2 separate regions of the Homo sapiens genome follow, and region 2 is linked to region 1. The links are chromatin loops, found by intact Hi-C in ENCODE. Cell type or tissue: PC-3. All regions are shown on one strand.

Region 1 (8,000 bases):
AATACACCTGCAAGTATCAGGGGCCAGGTTCTTCCCACCCTCAGCCAATATTTTTTTTTCTTTTGCCCCTAAATCAACGTTAGAGGGCACTTCTACATTGTGCTATGTTATCCTTCAGCCAAGAAGGTTAAGCAAGTATAAGTTAAAGCAATCAAGTCATTCTCTTTATTTTGGAGGTGAAGTAATTCTTCACTCATTTGCTCCTGCAGATGCTCAGGCTATGAAGTGATCTCTTCAATATATTCCAGCAGTATACGGAGTTGGAGGATTCCTGACAGTTCTGGCACAGTAGACTGCAAGTAACCATGTGTTAGTGCTTGTGATAATAGCTATTGTCTGTACCATCTAATTATCTCGTCTGGCATTCTATAATTAGTCATTCTTCTATGGCTTGATGAGAAGCAAACTCTTCATATTTTTATGTGCATCATGGAGACATGGATTCCCTAAGTGCAGAATCCAGACACTCTCTATGTAAAGCCCTGGCATGTAGAGAGGCTTTGTAAAATTCAAAACTATGGAAACTTTACCCAGTGTATTTGACTCTGGAAGTTTGGGTTTTTTTAAAAAATAGAACTAAAGGGATAATTCTTGAGATAAGTCTGGTTTCTAGAAGTTCCTATACACCTAGATGTGGTTACTTAGTGGTTAGTTTTTCTACTTATTAAAGGAAAATAAAACCAGTTAACAATTGTTGAATGCTTACTCTGTGTTAGGTGCCAGGAGAAGTGCATCATTCACCTTACCACTTTACTTTTCACAACAGACCTGAGAGATATGTTCATGCTGTGCCTATTACATACACCTAGAATCTGGGACTTAAGGGTTAGTGAATACTACTTATCACAACTAGTGAAGGGTGGAGCTGACAGCTGATTCCATATCTGTCTGACATTTCCTAGTGCCCTCTTCTGCTTTCATTTTAAGGTATTTCTTTATGTACATATCCACAAGGAACCAAAATACTGGATCTATATGGACATAGAGAGTAGTAGCAAGAAAGAACCATCAATGGATTTTACTCCTCACCCTATGAAGGACAAATGCCTCAAAGAGGCTACCTAGATCTTCATCAGTGTGATTTTTCATTCATCTCTCAGACCATCTTCAACTCCCACGTAACAGATACCTTCACTGACTCTGACATAAGCAATATACATAGGCACATTTGGAATGCCTTCTCTTCTTTCCTTCTACCCAAATCTCCCCTCTGAACCTAGTTAGTATTTCTCCTTTTCCAATGAAGCCAACAGTAAGTGCACAAGCCTTAATGAGCTTTTCCTTCTCTGCTCTTTTGTTTCACTTACAGAGAGTTTTGGATAATTTAATTTAATTTATACTGCAATATGCTTTTACCCAGCTCTTCCTATTTACCTTGTGTCCTTTCAATCCTTTTATTCTTTAATGCTGTCTGGTTTTTGACATGAATTTGAGGCCTCTAGTAAGGAGGAGGAAAGTGCTCAACAGTATTTTTGGATGAGAAGATGCCCATTTGATTTTGTTGAAGTAATTGTGATGGGGAAAGGGAGAGAGAAAAACTATGTAGGAAAAATGTTAACTTTTGAATTGTGAAGCCAAGGCAAGACTACATGATGCTGCTTGATGGCAATACAAAGATAACGTTTTTTGACATGCTAAGCCTGCTCTTGATCACAGGAAACAAAGCAATCTCACCGGCTCCCTCAGTGTGTGTAGAAACCCAGCACAGGCCAAGATACCAGCCAACTGTGAACATGCAGTTCAACCCAGAAGGTAAACACCCCAGAGGAGTGTTTCCTGTATGTCGACTGTTGTCATTTAGCTCCCACTCCACCCTGTTCTATAATCTCTCTTATATCATAGGGAATGGAAGAAATACAGTTAGAAATACATTCTACTACACTCTCTCACTCACAGACTTTTGTTACCATTTAACATTAACAAATCTTTGAACAAGATGTGAAGGCTGGCCAGGCACGGTGCCTCCCACCTATGATCCCCACACTTTGGGAAGCCGAGGCGGGTGGATCACCTGAGGTCAGGAGTTTGAGACCAGCCTGGCCAACATTGTGAAACCCAATCTCTACTAAAAATACAAAATTAGCCGGATGTGGTGGCGCATGCCTGTAATCCCAGCTACTAGGGAGGCTGACGCAGGAGAATCACTTGAACCTGGGAGGCGAAGGTGGCGGTGAGCTGAGATCGCGCCACTGCACTCTAGCCTTTCATCCAGTTTCCTGGTCTTTTGCCCTACGGTGTGGCAGCATTTTCCGGTTGTTTTGCCAAAGAGGCAGGAATGTTAGTGGACCCTCTCTCAATCTTTGCTTTTTTAGCCCTTCTAACAGTTTGCTAAGCACATTTCCCTTTATTGTACCCTTTTTTTTATTTGAAACACCTAGAATGAGTTCTATTTTCTTGATTTACACAGAAAAGGACTTAAGCTAGGACTAGAATCCAAACTCCAGCCACAGGGAGAAAGGTCAGAGAACAGGGAGCAGTTATGACTAAAATGTCTGGTTTCGATAATAAGCCAAATTCTTCTCTCCTTGTCCTCTCCAGGCTGTGCACTTTCTCTGTACACAGACTATAATTTGGAACGGATGACACCTATGTCCCTGCTGTCCCCCTCTTAGCTTCTACTATTGCTGTTGGAGCTGTTGACACCTGGCCTTTATTACTCACAAGAGCAATACTAGAACTGTCTTACTAGACCAGAACAGCCACCAAGAGTAGTCTTTGCTTCCATAACATGTGGATTTGAGTTATGACTTAGTGACTTGAGGGATCCCAGAGTTTGACTTTGGCGGGCCTGCTGCATCATTCATAGATGGTGAGAAAGATTGCTTGGCATTTGTCCTGATACTAGGAATAACTAAAAACCTGTTCTCAAGTGAATGTTATTTTGTCCCATCCTCTAATTCTTCTCGAGCTTGGGCTAAGGGTGGACATCATTCCTGAGGATGTCACAGAGAGTAATGACTCCTGTAAATATCCCCTTTTATTTTGAAGGGCAAGTAGATCATCAAAACTAGAAAGAAATCTCCTGTACCTTGGAAATGAAGTAACCTGGGACTCCCATACTTCCTAGAAAATTAGAGTTTAGGTCAAACGAGGACTTTTCAGTAGACTGAAAGCTCTGAAAGAATCTCATGTTTCCCTACTCAGTCCCTTTCATCCCATCCCTTAGATTTTTCACTTAAGCCCCAGGGAAAACACTGCATATATTTATTTCTTGTGGCCACCCTTAAACTTGAAGAATCAGGAGGAGTTCCTTCACCTTAGAAATCCAAAATTTCTGTGGAGGAGAAAAGTAAAGTTTTCTTTTGGAAAATATGGGGAAAGCTAATTGATAGAGTGTTGGAAAAAAAATTAGAAGTGTTACACTCATCTCTTCTTCAGCTCCGAAGATGGAAATTCTCCCTCTTGATGGGGATAAGTTTCTGGTCATGTCTGGCATGTAACTGGTATTAAAACCTTCATGAATTTATCAATAAGATGGAGACAAGCTGATGGAGGCCACACTGCTATAATCTTTCGGGAACTGAAACCTATTGAAAATATAAACAGTTGAGTAGCCTCAAACAAAACTATTGAGTAGCCTCAACTACTTCTACAGGGGTCCCAAAGACATTTCCTGTATTGCTGAATATAGCCTTATGCTGATTAGCAGCACTATATCACAAATGCATCGTTAGCCCTCGTATCCCTTTTTCATAGAATAGCTTAATGGCGGGGTGAGGATGAAGGTTAGAGCTGGAAGTGCTAACGCATAGTACATGTTTTGAAGAAATGCTGCTCCCAAGACAGGCAAGACCCTATTCAAAATTCATGATACCAACTCTGCCTTGCCAGTAGGGGTAGCTGCTGAGCTGCCAAAAGTTGACCTTCTATTAGAGAGTCAGCCCAGGTGGGAGCTTGGAGAACTGGTCCAAGTTTTCCAGTTTATTTCCAACCACTCCACCTAAAATACGGTATCTTCCAGCCATGCAGAAGATACCATACTTTACCACATTACTCACCATTACTTTACCGCACCCAAGTTGCTTTTGCTCACATTGTTCTCTTTCTGCCAGGAATATTATTTCCTTCCTACTCTTCAAAGCCCAGATCAGATATGACCCTTTGTGAACCAACCACCCAGGAACCCCTACATGAAACAAATCTTCCCCTAAACAATGTGCCTGTCCATTCTTTCTTTCTATCATCTACCTATCTATATCTATCTCTATTATCTATCTAATATCTATCTATCATCTCTATAGCTCACACTGTGTTGCAGGTGGTTGTTTACCTATCTGTTTCTCCATCTGGAATGTGAAGTTTCTGAGGGCAAATTCATGTGGCATTTACCTTTATATCCCAGAACCTAGTACAATTGCTGCCATATACACACTCCTCTGGACAAGGAAGTGGTCACTATCAAGAAATCATATCAGGATTGCTTAAAGAGTTTATATTCCAAAAGATACCATGATATTTTGGGGCCAATAGGATTTTTAGGTCTAGCTATTCATCCAAGGAGTAAGAAACATACTTCTCATTGAACTCCGTAGGCAACATATTGGTACGTGTGAGCTGAGTGATTCCTGGCTGAGGCAGCTTCCTCACTTTAAGGGGTTGCATTTTTTATAGGATAGCAAAGGGAGCGGAAATTGAACAGTTAAAGTTATTAGAAACCCGGAGAAGAGAGGTACTGAAGATACCCACAACATGCCCTGGATAGACAGCGCATGCATGTCTGGAGTCAATGAGAATTGCCATCCCTGGTAGAGAGGGTCTGAGCCTCCATCTGGGTCATAAAACCAGCAGAGTAGATTTTTCTTGCAGGCCAATCATAATGCTTAAGAAATGATTCCCCACTGACTTCTTTCACCACCAGGTAGTTTTAGGAGATGAGAGTGGGGTGGGAAAGGGAGGATTTCAAGAATCAGAATTCTTATAACAAGGAAGAATTTCCACATCAAAACCTGGATTTGTAGATCTGTTTTATGCCAAGTGTGAAAAGGCACGAAATAGCTAGGCATGAGCTATTCCCCAAAGACTTGTCCTTTACTAGAAAGAACTTTATAAATGTTAATAGGTACTAGACTAGCTGGAAGCAGATTTGCTCTGGGCCCAAAAACGTAAAATAATCATCACTTTGTTTGTCTGATTCTAAACGGACTTAGTATTGATTTGCATTATAAGAATTCCAAATTCCCACCACTCTGGGAAAGTCATCCAAACCCACTACTTTTCATTCCTGGTAGTTTTCTGCACATGAAACTTCCTTTTCAATTTTGTACCAAGTCTGGAGAAGAATACACATGAGAGAAAGTCTGACCATTGCATCTGCTCTCTTTCCATGGTTCCAGCCCAAACACTTGAGAATGGGTTCCATTTCAACTGGTTTCAAGGGTGTGGCTCAAGTTCAGTCTGTGTACAAAGGAAGGAGTTCAAATTAGTCATAGACCCTAAGAAAGCCTGAGAACAAAAAGTAGGTATAGTATGTACCAGAGGGTTTGCCTCTATTACATGGGACTTAGAAACACACATTATCACTGCATTTCCTGTCATAAAAATATAAGTTCAGAATTTTAGAGTGAAAGAGACTTTAGAAATTATCTCCCTTACTTTACAGTTAAGGATAGACCATACAGTGAGTCAGCAGTGCTGAGGCCAGACACTTCATCTTCTAACTTCCTCAGCACACCTCTTCCTCTCTACTGCAAACTCTCTCCATTACAGAACATTTAATTTTTTTTTTTTTTTTTTTGACAGAGTCTTGCTCTGTCACCCAGGCTGGAGTGCAATGGCGCAATCTCAGCTCACTGCAACCTCCGCTACCCAGGTTCAAGCTATTCTTCTGCCTCAGCCTCCTGAGTAGCTAGGATTACAGGTGCGTGCCACCACACCTTACTAATTTTTGTATTTTTAGTAGAGATGGGGTTTCACCATGTTGGCCAGGCTGGTCTCAAACTCCTGACCTCAGATGATCCATCGGCCTCAGCTTCCCAAAGTGCTGGGATTACAGGCATGAGCCACTGCGCCTGGCCAGAACATTTTAACTTTTAGATCTTTTCATGCATAATATAAACTTAATGCATGTAGCAAGCCTATTTATTCATTTATGAATTTAATACATATTAATTGCCTACTATGTGCCAACATTGTTCTGGCTGCTTTGGAATATTTTAGTGAGCAAAATACACTAACATCCCTATACTTGCAGAGTTTATATATTCTAGTGGGATAGTTAAGACATACATACTCATGCCCATTTGACAGATCAAAAAATGAAGACTCATAAAAAAGTAGCTTGGAAAACAAGTTAACTAATAACAGATTTGGCACTGTGATTTAGAATTATTGCCCCAGACCTGGCCTGGAATGAATACACAAATTCATGGTTCTATCTTGAAATATATTCAGAGCCTCAGGAGGTAGAAAATTCTGTTCACACACAGTCCTTATTTAAGTCGGGCACAAGTCAGTCTAAGGACTGAAGCTGTGTGAGGAGGAAGAGCCACAAGGCTTTTATTTAAAGAATGCAGATTTATTAGGTTTGCTTCTAAGTCTGCATGTCACTTCACTTTCTTGGTGATTGCTGTGGGTTGAATTATCTTTCCCAAAGATACGTTGAAGTGCCCAGTAGTTCAGAATGTGACCTTATGTGGAAACAGGGTCTTTATATGGGTAATCAAGTTAAAATGAGAGCATTAGGGTGGGCCTAATCCAATATGACTGGTGTCTTTATAAAAAGGAGAAATTTGGACATGGAGACAGATATATATAGAGGGAAGATAATGTGAAAATGCAGAGAGAATGCCATCTACAAGCCAACGAATGCCTGATGCTACCAAAAGCCAGGAGACAGGTGTGGAACAGATTCTCCCTCAGTGCCCTCAGAAACAACCAGTCCTGCTGATATCTTGAGTTTGGATTTTTAGCCTCCAGAACTGTGAGACAATACATTTCTGTTGTTTCAGCCACCTGGTATGTAGTACCTTTTTAATGGCAGCCCCAGGAAATGAATGTAGAAATGATTACCACATTCAATTTCCCCTTTTCCACATAAGGTCACATTCAAAGACCCTGTTTCCACATAAGGTCACATTCTGAACTACTGGGCACTTCAACAGAGCATGTCAGTTTCTTTCATGTTCTTATAAAACGAAATCATCTTTTTATTTTTATGCCCCCTTGAGTTCTCCCACATTTCCCTAGTCACGGACACAGATTTGCTGAGGTTAGAGATGGAAGATAAACAGGTCTCAGGCAAGTATTATACAGACACAGACGGAGTGAATGTCTGCTCCAAACACCTCCCCTAGTTGGTCACTCACACACTCAGCATTTCATAGCTCTGGGCAACTGTCTATAAATGACGGAATACCCAGCTCCAGAGATAAAGGAGATCTGTTCTCTTACTGTTTATTGTTAAGTCTGAAATTTTCAAAAGTTGTAGCCATATGACTCATGCAGTTAACAAACCCACATAATGTGAGAGATACAAGGGAATAAAGCACTCTGACTCCATTTGTACCAAAAAAACCCTCCAAATTGACGATTTACAGAAGAAAAAAACATGAAGTTTTTTCCTAGTGCACTCCCTTTGAAATTCACAGAGAAAGAGCTTGTCTTGCATGCACTTAGACACCACCAGTCAAAATAAAGGATGAAATTGGGAGAAATTGGGATAATCTGAATTTCAGATGATTCTTTTAGTATCTATGGTAGTCAATTTATTTATCATTATAAGTCAGTGTCAAATTTAGGAATGAATAAGTGTGACCATTAAAAGAATGAAAAATATGCCAACCTGTTGGACCGAGTAAGCTTCTTGATTACAAGAAATCCCCAGTATATAGTATATAGTAAATGCTCATCGTAATGTTTGTTTCATTGTAATGAACTAAGAACTGATGAAAAAGTAAAATAGAGACCTTCTTACATACTTCAAAAAGGGAGCATGGACGTAAGGAGGAGAACGGGAGAGATGAGATGTACTAAACTTACTGTGCCTGTCTCATGGTAATTAG
Region 2 (8,000 bases), 430 kb after region 1:
GTGTTAAGGAATAAATATTTTTTACCTCCCTCCCCCACAAATTTATATGCCAAAGCCCTAATCCCCAATGTGATAGCAGTTGGAGATGGGGCCTTTAGGAGGTAACTGGGATTAGACAAAGTCCTGAGGATGGGGAAAAGAGCACTCGCGTATTCTCTCTGTGTGAGCACACAGCCAAGACTGTGGCTACCTACAAGCCAAAAGAAGAGGCCTACTCAGCAGAAACCTTGATCTTGGACTTTCTAGCCTCCAGAACTGTAAATATAAATTCCTGTTGTTTAAGCCAGTCTATGGTGGGTGCTTTTTAATGGCAGCCTGAGCTGACTGAGACAGTGCACAAGAGGACTTGAGAACACAACTGCTAGTCATATAGACTTTCAACCATTCCTCTTGTTTTCAGAGCTATACAGCACCTAGTGCTTGTATTTCCCACAGCTTTCTAGGGTTTTGCAGGACAAACCAGCTTCTTCATGGGTTTCACCTCAATAAGCTAAGATTACAACTTGCTCTTCTCTGCTAAATTAGTTGATAATTGTACACCTGTTATCTCCTTTCATAGTTATTTGTCCTAGTTAGTTTTTGCTTGTTGGTTTTGTTTCGGTCCCTTATATGTGTCATTTTACTGATCTGGGGTTTTTTGTGGGGGAGGGGGACTAAGAGGTAGGATAGATTAGTGTTTTAATTCACCAAATCCAGCTCTGAACCTTTGGCAAGTTATCCAACTATCCCAAATAATTCTAATACCCACCATAATATGCTGTTAGGAGGATTGCATAGTCAAATGTCAACTAAATTATCACTCATTTGATATTAGTTCCTAAAACAGTACATGCCAATAATAAATCTAAGTGTTAGATAGCACTCCTTTGAAAACAGATTTAAACAAACTGATATATAACTAAGACTAACATTTTAAATTTCTTTAAGATGACACTAGGTCAAAACATCAGAAGGAGAAAAGGTATAGTTTAGCTAATAAAGAAGTGAGAAAGAAAAAGAAAAGGTGTTGGTGCAGGATATTCTCTGCTGAAATGCTTCTATTGTTTTAATAAATTTCTAATCTTTCTATCCTCCCATGATTGAGCAGAAGGAACTGCTTTTAAAAAAAAAAATCTTTAAGAAAAACTTTTATTTTAGGTTCAGGAGTACATGTGAAGGTTTGTTACATAGTTGAACTTGTGTCACGTTGGTTTGCTGTACAGATTATTTCATCACCAAAGTACTAAGCCCAGTACCCGAGAGTTATCTTTATTGCTCCTCTCCCTCCTCCTACCCTCCACTCTCAAGTAGACCCCAGTGTCTGTTGTTCCCTTCTTTGTATTCATGAGTTCTTATCAATTAGCTCTCACTTGTAAGTGAGAATGTGTTGTATTTGGTGTTCTATTCCTGCATTAGTTTGCTAAAGGTAATAGCCTCCAGCTCCATCCATGTTCCCACAAACACGTGATCTTGTCTTTTTAATGGCTGCAGAGTATTCCATCTTAAAATGGCAGAGGAAGTACCTCCGCGGGACTTATATTGGTACTATTCTCCAAATGCAATCTCTCTTGGCTAGCTGGCTGCCCAAATTTTATTTTGTGATTATTTTTCACAAATATTACATTCATATAATCTTACCCATCACAATTGAAATACGAATTGTTCAGTGGAAAATAAATTTCTAAATTATCGTAACTATGCCCCTAAGACAAATTTCAGCATTTAAAAATTGTGATAGAAAATTTTTGTAAATGAATGCCATTCTTCTCCACCTCAATAGGTTTCATAACATATAATTTAATTTGTTGCTGATGGGCAGACTTCTATAACGAATAAATTCTTTAGCACAACAATTCCATCAGGGGCACATTAAGTGAATTTACTGTGCTATCATTCAGTTTGTTAAATAACCCTATAGAAACAGGGCTATGCTATTCCTAGAGGCCTGTGACCAATGATGCTATCACCATTCCCCTTCACTGAAGGGTTTAGGGATATAGAAATAGTATGGTCAAAAACCAGTAAACAGGTTCTGCAAACTATTGTTACCACAGTATAGAAATTTATAGTTTGCGTTTAGCAAGTTTTATAAACATTTATTAATTTTTATAACTATTGGACCTAATAACAAAACATCAGGGTTGTACTTTGTATTTATTTTCCATTTCGTTTGTCTAATAATTTTTATTCTATTTTGTACAAGTATAAACCCCTGACAGATTTTTAAAAAATGTTCTGTCATCCCAGTTAGCTTGAGAAACACTGTCAAGAGTACATGCTAATAGTGGCACCACACATGTCTAAGTCTCAGTGCTAATGGCTCTACTGCTAGTCTCATTTTTCTTTTTTTCATCATATTAGGTTTTCTTTCTATTGTCATTAAGTACTATCAAACATTCTGTTGCCTGCCATCCATCTGTTGCTTCCATTAGACCTTACAGAAGTTTACCCTCTAGAGGCTCTCAGTGTATTTATAGAATAAACAAACATAGGCATTCATGCATGCATGAATGAATGAATAAATAAAAAATTACAAACCACTTTGCTCTATATAGCCTCTTTTATTTGCTTTTATTACAGATGCCAATGGAGTATTAATTTTTAGTATGCTGTTCAGAAGTCTGTTGAAATATTAGTTTAAAGCTTAGAAAAGAGGTCGAGGGCAGCAAATTATAGTTCTGACAAGAAAAATGGAATATATCCTAGACTAAGAAATGTTGCTTAACTCTCTTTTTTTTTTTTTTGCCTAGGACTCCTTTTCTGGATTATCCTAATTAACTATTAAGGGAGAAGAATTAGAGACCTAGATCATAACAGATAATTCATTAAACTAGACCTGGGAAAAAAATTCAAACCATGAGATTTCTATTTAAAAAAATTAGAGAACATCCTATTTCCATCTCCTTCCAACTTTAACAGATACAGGATACTAGAAACCTTTTTAGCTGTGAGCCGTCATAACATACAATCCATATACAGACACATAAACAATGTTACCTCATAAAAGCCTCCTGCATATATTCAATACTATTTTATACAGGCCTTTCTTCTTATAGGAAACAGTTATAGAACTGATACCAAAATCTGAGACAAGTTAGGCACTTATTCTCTTCATTCATGAAAACAAACAAACAAACAAACATACTTTGACATTTGATCATAAAATACTTTAAAACCTTGTTCCCTTGTAAAATATAATCAATTATTTCAAAAACGGTCTTTTGTTTCTGATCTAAAATGAACATATATACTTTCTCATTGTTATCTACTGAGAATATAGAATACTCACTCAAGAGTTTATCTTCCCAGTTCATACTCATTTTTTGATTTGGTATTCTAGATCCATGCCCTCTGAGTGAACAAGAAAGATAAACCAAAAAGTTGAAAGTATATTTTTGTTCTTGGTATGTGAAACTTTCAGACTTCACAAATCTTTTTCAGATCACTCTAAAAATCTAGAACAGTTTTATTACACAGTATGTGCCATTCACAGCGGCAAATTGGCCTTTTCAGAAAATTGCCCTTGTATTATTTTTTTCAGAGTTATGTATAATGACACTGTGAATTCAAATCTTCAAAGAATCCTTGGCAAACAAGGACTCAAAAACTCTGGTCTATTGTATAACGTCTAAACTCCTCATCATTTCATACACATAACAATGTGGTTCTAAGTAAAATATGTCACGAATTTTCATGAATGCCTGAAATAGCCTTTTCTCAACACTTCATTCTTAATACTCCTCAGTCTATCACCTAGAGAATGACAACGCATCCTCCTGGATTCAATGTGTTCTCTGAATACACAGGCAGTAGTAATTCCTCTTTTGTTTGTGGTTGGTCTTTTCACACTTAAACATTTACTGCAGAATGCTTTGAACATATAGATAGTAAACAAAATAGAATAATGGAACTCTCTACACCTATCACTCACTTTCAACAATTATCAATATTCTGCCAATCTTTTATCATCTGTAATGCCACCCACTACCTACTTGATAATGATTATTTTAAAAGTCTTTTTCTTTAGGTAGATTTTACATATATGAAAATACACAAATCTTAGCTATACAAGCTTGAACAATCTTAGCTATGCACTTAGCTGTGTGATACACATCTTTATCATGACATAGAATATTTTCATTACCCAAAAAATTCCCTTTCCCCAAAGCAACAAGTGTTCTGATATTTTCCTCTGACCATATATCACATGCATACACATATACATATATATATGAGATATATATATGAGATATATGATATATATGAGATATATATATGAGAGAGATATATATATACACATGAGATATATATGAGATATATATATATACACATATGAGAGAGAGATATATATACACATATGAGATATATATATATATATGTATACATACACACAGGCTTCATCGCTCTGCCAAAAAATCTGTAATACTCATCCATACAAGTTAGTTGTATGTATCAGTAAATTCCTTTTTATTACTAAGCAGCATTCCTCTGTATAAATATACCATAATTTGTTTACCCATTCTCCTGAAGATAGACATTTAGAACTGCTTCCAGTTATTGGCTACTGTGAATAAAGGAATCACAGACATTCTTTGATATACATTTTTATTTCTTTTGCATACTTAGTAGGACTGTGTATGATTAAATTTATAAAAAACTGTCAAATCTTTTTCCAAAATGGTTGTACTACCAGTAATGTATGAGAGTTCCTATTAATTTACACACTCACCATTTGGTGATTTCAGTCTGTTAAATTTTAGCTATTTTACTGGATGTACAAAAGTCTCTCTCTCATTATGGTTTTAAACTGAATTTCCATAATGACTAAAAATGTTAAGTATTTTATCATGTGCTTATTGGCCATTCTTATATTTTCTAAGTTCTTTCTTTTTCTTTTCTTTTTTTTTTTTTTTTTTTTTTTTTTTGAGATGGAGTCTTGCTCTGTCACCCAGGCTGGAGAGCAGTGGCACGATCTTGGCTCACTGCAACCTCCACCTCCCGGATTCAAATTATTCTCCTGTCTCAGCCTCCTGAGTAGCTGGGATTACAGGTGCACACCACCACGCCTGGCTAATTTTTGTATTTTAGTAGAGACAGGGTTTCACCGTGTTGCCCAGGCTGGTCTTGAACTCCTGAGCTCAGGCAATCCGCCCACCTCGGCCTCCCAAAGTGCTAGGATTACAGGCGTGAGCCACTGCTCCCAGCCTCTAAATTTTTTCTTTTAAGCCTGCTGTTCATATATTTTTAGTTCTCTTTTTTTATTACTGATTTATATACTCTGGATATAAACTCTTTGTCAGATATATGTTTCATGAATGTTTTTCCCAGTTTGTGGCTTGCCTTTTCACTTTCTTAATGATGTCTTTCAAGTAGCAGAAGTTTTCAAGTTTTCAATCAGATAAACCCTAATTTATCGATTTTTCTTTTATGACTATTGCTTTGTGTGTACCACAAAATTATTGCCTACATCCAGGTCAAGAAGATCTTCTACTGTATTTTCTTCTAAGAGCTTTTACATATAGGTCAATGATCAATCTAAAATTAAGAGTTGTGCAATCATTAACTCTAGCTTTAGACTGGTATACTAATTGGTTTGTATACGAACTGGGTTAAAGGCATAGGACACATGCAGGCTGTGTTCATTTCACAGCAGGGCTCTGTAATTAGGCAATAATTACTTACCATCATACCTAGTGAGGCAATATGGGAGAAACAAAACAGGCCATACAGCTTCACTATTATTCCTACTTATAAACAAAGCCACTAGTTAAGGAAAAGTTAATATTGCTTTGTTTTCACGGTAACATAGGTTACATGTGGTCATTTACCCTGATTGCTCTGGTTAACAAGATGGCTTTCCAGAATTTAAAAAGGCATTAGGAAAATTAACTGAAATCTATACCAGTAGACCTCATCCAAAAATAGTGAAGAGTTTATTACATTTTGCTTATCTAAGATATTCTATTAATTGCTTTTCAAAAATTGAAATTTTAGTAGACTTTTTTTTTTTTTAGCAAATTGAAGAAATAAATGCAAACCATGGAGTCCCACTAATACATTAGATACTTAATGCAAAGGTGTCAGAGATAATCTTTTGAAAAAATTAACCTAAAATAAAGGCACTCAGAAACAGTTGTTTTCCCCTCCTTTGGAAAAAATTCTTCCAAGTGAAAATGTTTGATTCAGACTCAAATATAAATATAGAGGTTCTGTGGTTTTTACTTGATTCCTGTTAAAAAAAAAAAAAAAGAAAAAAGAAAGAAAAAAAAAACCTCTTCTTTCCTGGAATGTGAGTCACAAAAGATATTGTAGACAAATTTAATCACAATCACACATGGCAGTTTTCTGTACATTACATTTTAGACTAAGCAATCATGGTGGCTCATGTTCAGGTATAAACTTCCACTGACCATACATCCACAAACTTCACATTATTTTGTGTATTGTGTGTGGAGGGGGTTAGTATATATTCTGTAACAGAAACTCATGAGCATCTTATTTTACCTTCTATAAAGCTTAAACATTGAGTAAGATCAAGTGATCTGGTAAGATTGTCTTAAACACACTCGTAAATACGCCTCCACTTAACATGACTTAAAAGACACTAAATAAATTTAATAAACTTCTTAAAATAAAATGATTCACGGACATTTCACCCATTTATGGGCCAACAGATTAAATAATATTTGGAAACAAAACCTAACATAGATAAACTGTGAGATTAAATCTACTTAAAGAAGTTACCACAAGCCCAAAATAATAGCAATAAGCTTCTTACTATGAATAAAACATAAAACTATAATAGCAGATTTACTTCAACCAAATAGCCATATTACTGATAGGCATGAGAAAAAAATTAGCAAATAAGTTGTTCTTCCTATTTAAGTAGGACTTTGACTTAAGGGAGTGATTAGGAATGACACAAAAATTGGGAGATGCATCAGCATTAAAAAGGCAGGCCTGGTTTATATTTTCATATGATGTCTCTATATTTGGATAGTGTATGTTTTATTAAATGCCAAAGATTGTGACAATCCTCAATTTAAGCAGAGGATTATTTCTGTTTCAACCATTTTCAAGTGAAATAGCTTTTGAAAATGTATCCCAATTCTATTATTCCCTATGAGTGCCTATGTACAACTTAGTACAGATGCTCCTCAACTTAAGATGGGGTTATGCCATGATAAATCCATTCTATGTCAAAAATATCATAAATTGAAAATGCATCCTAAGTTGTAAGTCTCTCAACTCATGACAGGGTTATGGTTTCTACTGAATGCATACAGCTTTCTCACATCAGAAAGTTGAAAAATCCTAAGTCAAACTGTCATTAAGTCAGGGAGCATCCATAAACTTATTTCAACCTAACAGTTGCCTTCAAATGGGCATTTGAAATAAATAATGCATGTATATAAGATAATTATTTTAGCAAGTATCTTAGTCCATTTGTGCTGCTGTAACAAAATACCACAGACTGGATGATTTATACATAATAAAAAATTCCCACAGTTTTGGAAGCTAGAAAGTCTAAGATCAAGACACCAGCAGGTTAGGTTCTGTATCTGGTGAGGACCTGTTCTCTGCTTCAAAGATGGTCCATGAATGCTATGTCCTCTTGAGCAGACAAAGGCCATGTTCTCACATGGTAGAAGAGCCAAACTTGCCCCTCAAGCCCTTTTGTAAAGTACTAGTCCCATTTATATGGTGGAGCCCTCATGACCTAATCAACTCTCAAAGGGCCCACCTCTTACTACCGGAGATATGGACATTACAAAGATGCTGAAGTTGCAGTAGGAATTTTGGAGGAGACACAAACATCCATACCATAGCAGCAGAGAAAAGAAAGAAACAGATTAATGCACACTTGCAAACTGTAGCACAATTAACATAGTACTTTTGAGGAAACAATTTGATGCTTAAGTGTCATAAACATCCTTACACTCTACAATTCCTATTCCTAAAAATGTATCATCAGAAAATACTACGTATTTAGTCCTCAATTTTTCATGCATGTCTATTTT

Evidence for each region. Hi-C counts contacts between places; a loop is a spot of excess contacts. Peaks named below come from ENCODE experiments on the same cell type or tissue, not always from the same donor. Only the 100,000 strongest peaks of a DNase experiment are listed, where the experiment ranks them.
Region 2: it touches region 1 in a loop (3.0-fold over the local background); 2 of 110 quality-filtered maps call a loop at or near these places.

What each region holds. Positions count from the first base shown.
Region 1 is chr12:28,868,704-28,876,703 of GRCh38, reverse strand. No RefSeq gene overlaps it. Among named protein-coding and RNA genes, the nearest start is that of FAR2, 280 kb to the left of the region's middle. In PC-3, no CTCF peak of the experiment used is centred here; DNase peaks (open chromatin) are centred at 3,883, 5,483 and 7,333; H3K27ac peaks cover 4,539 bases.
Region 2 is chr12:28,437,962-28,445,961 of GRCh38, reverse strand. All of the region lies in intron 8 of CCDC91 (coiled-coil domain containing 91), which reads right to left. Among named protein-coding and RNA genes, the nearest start is that of CCDC91, 250 kb to the right of the region's middle. In PC-3, no CTCF peak of the experiment used is centred here; no DNase peak of the experiment used is centred here.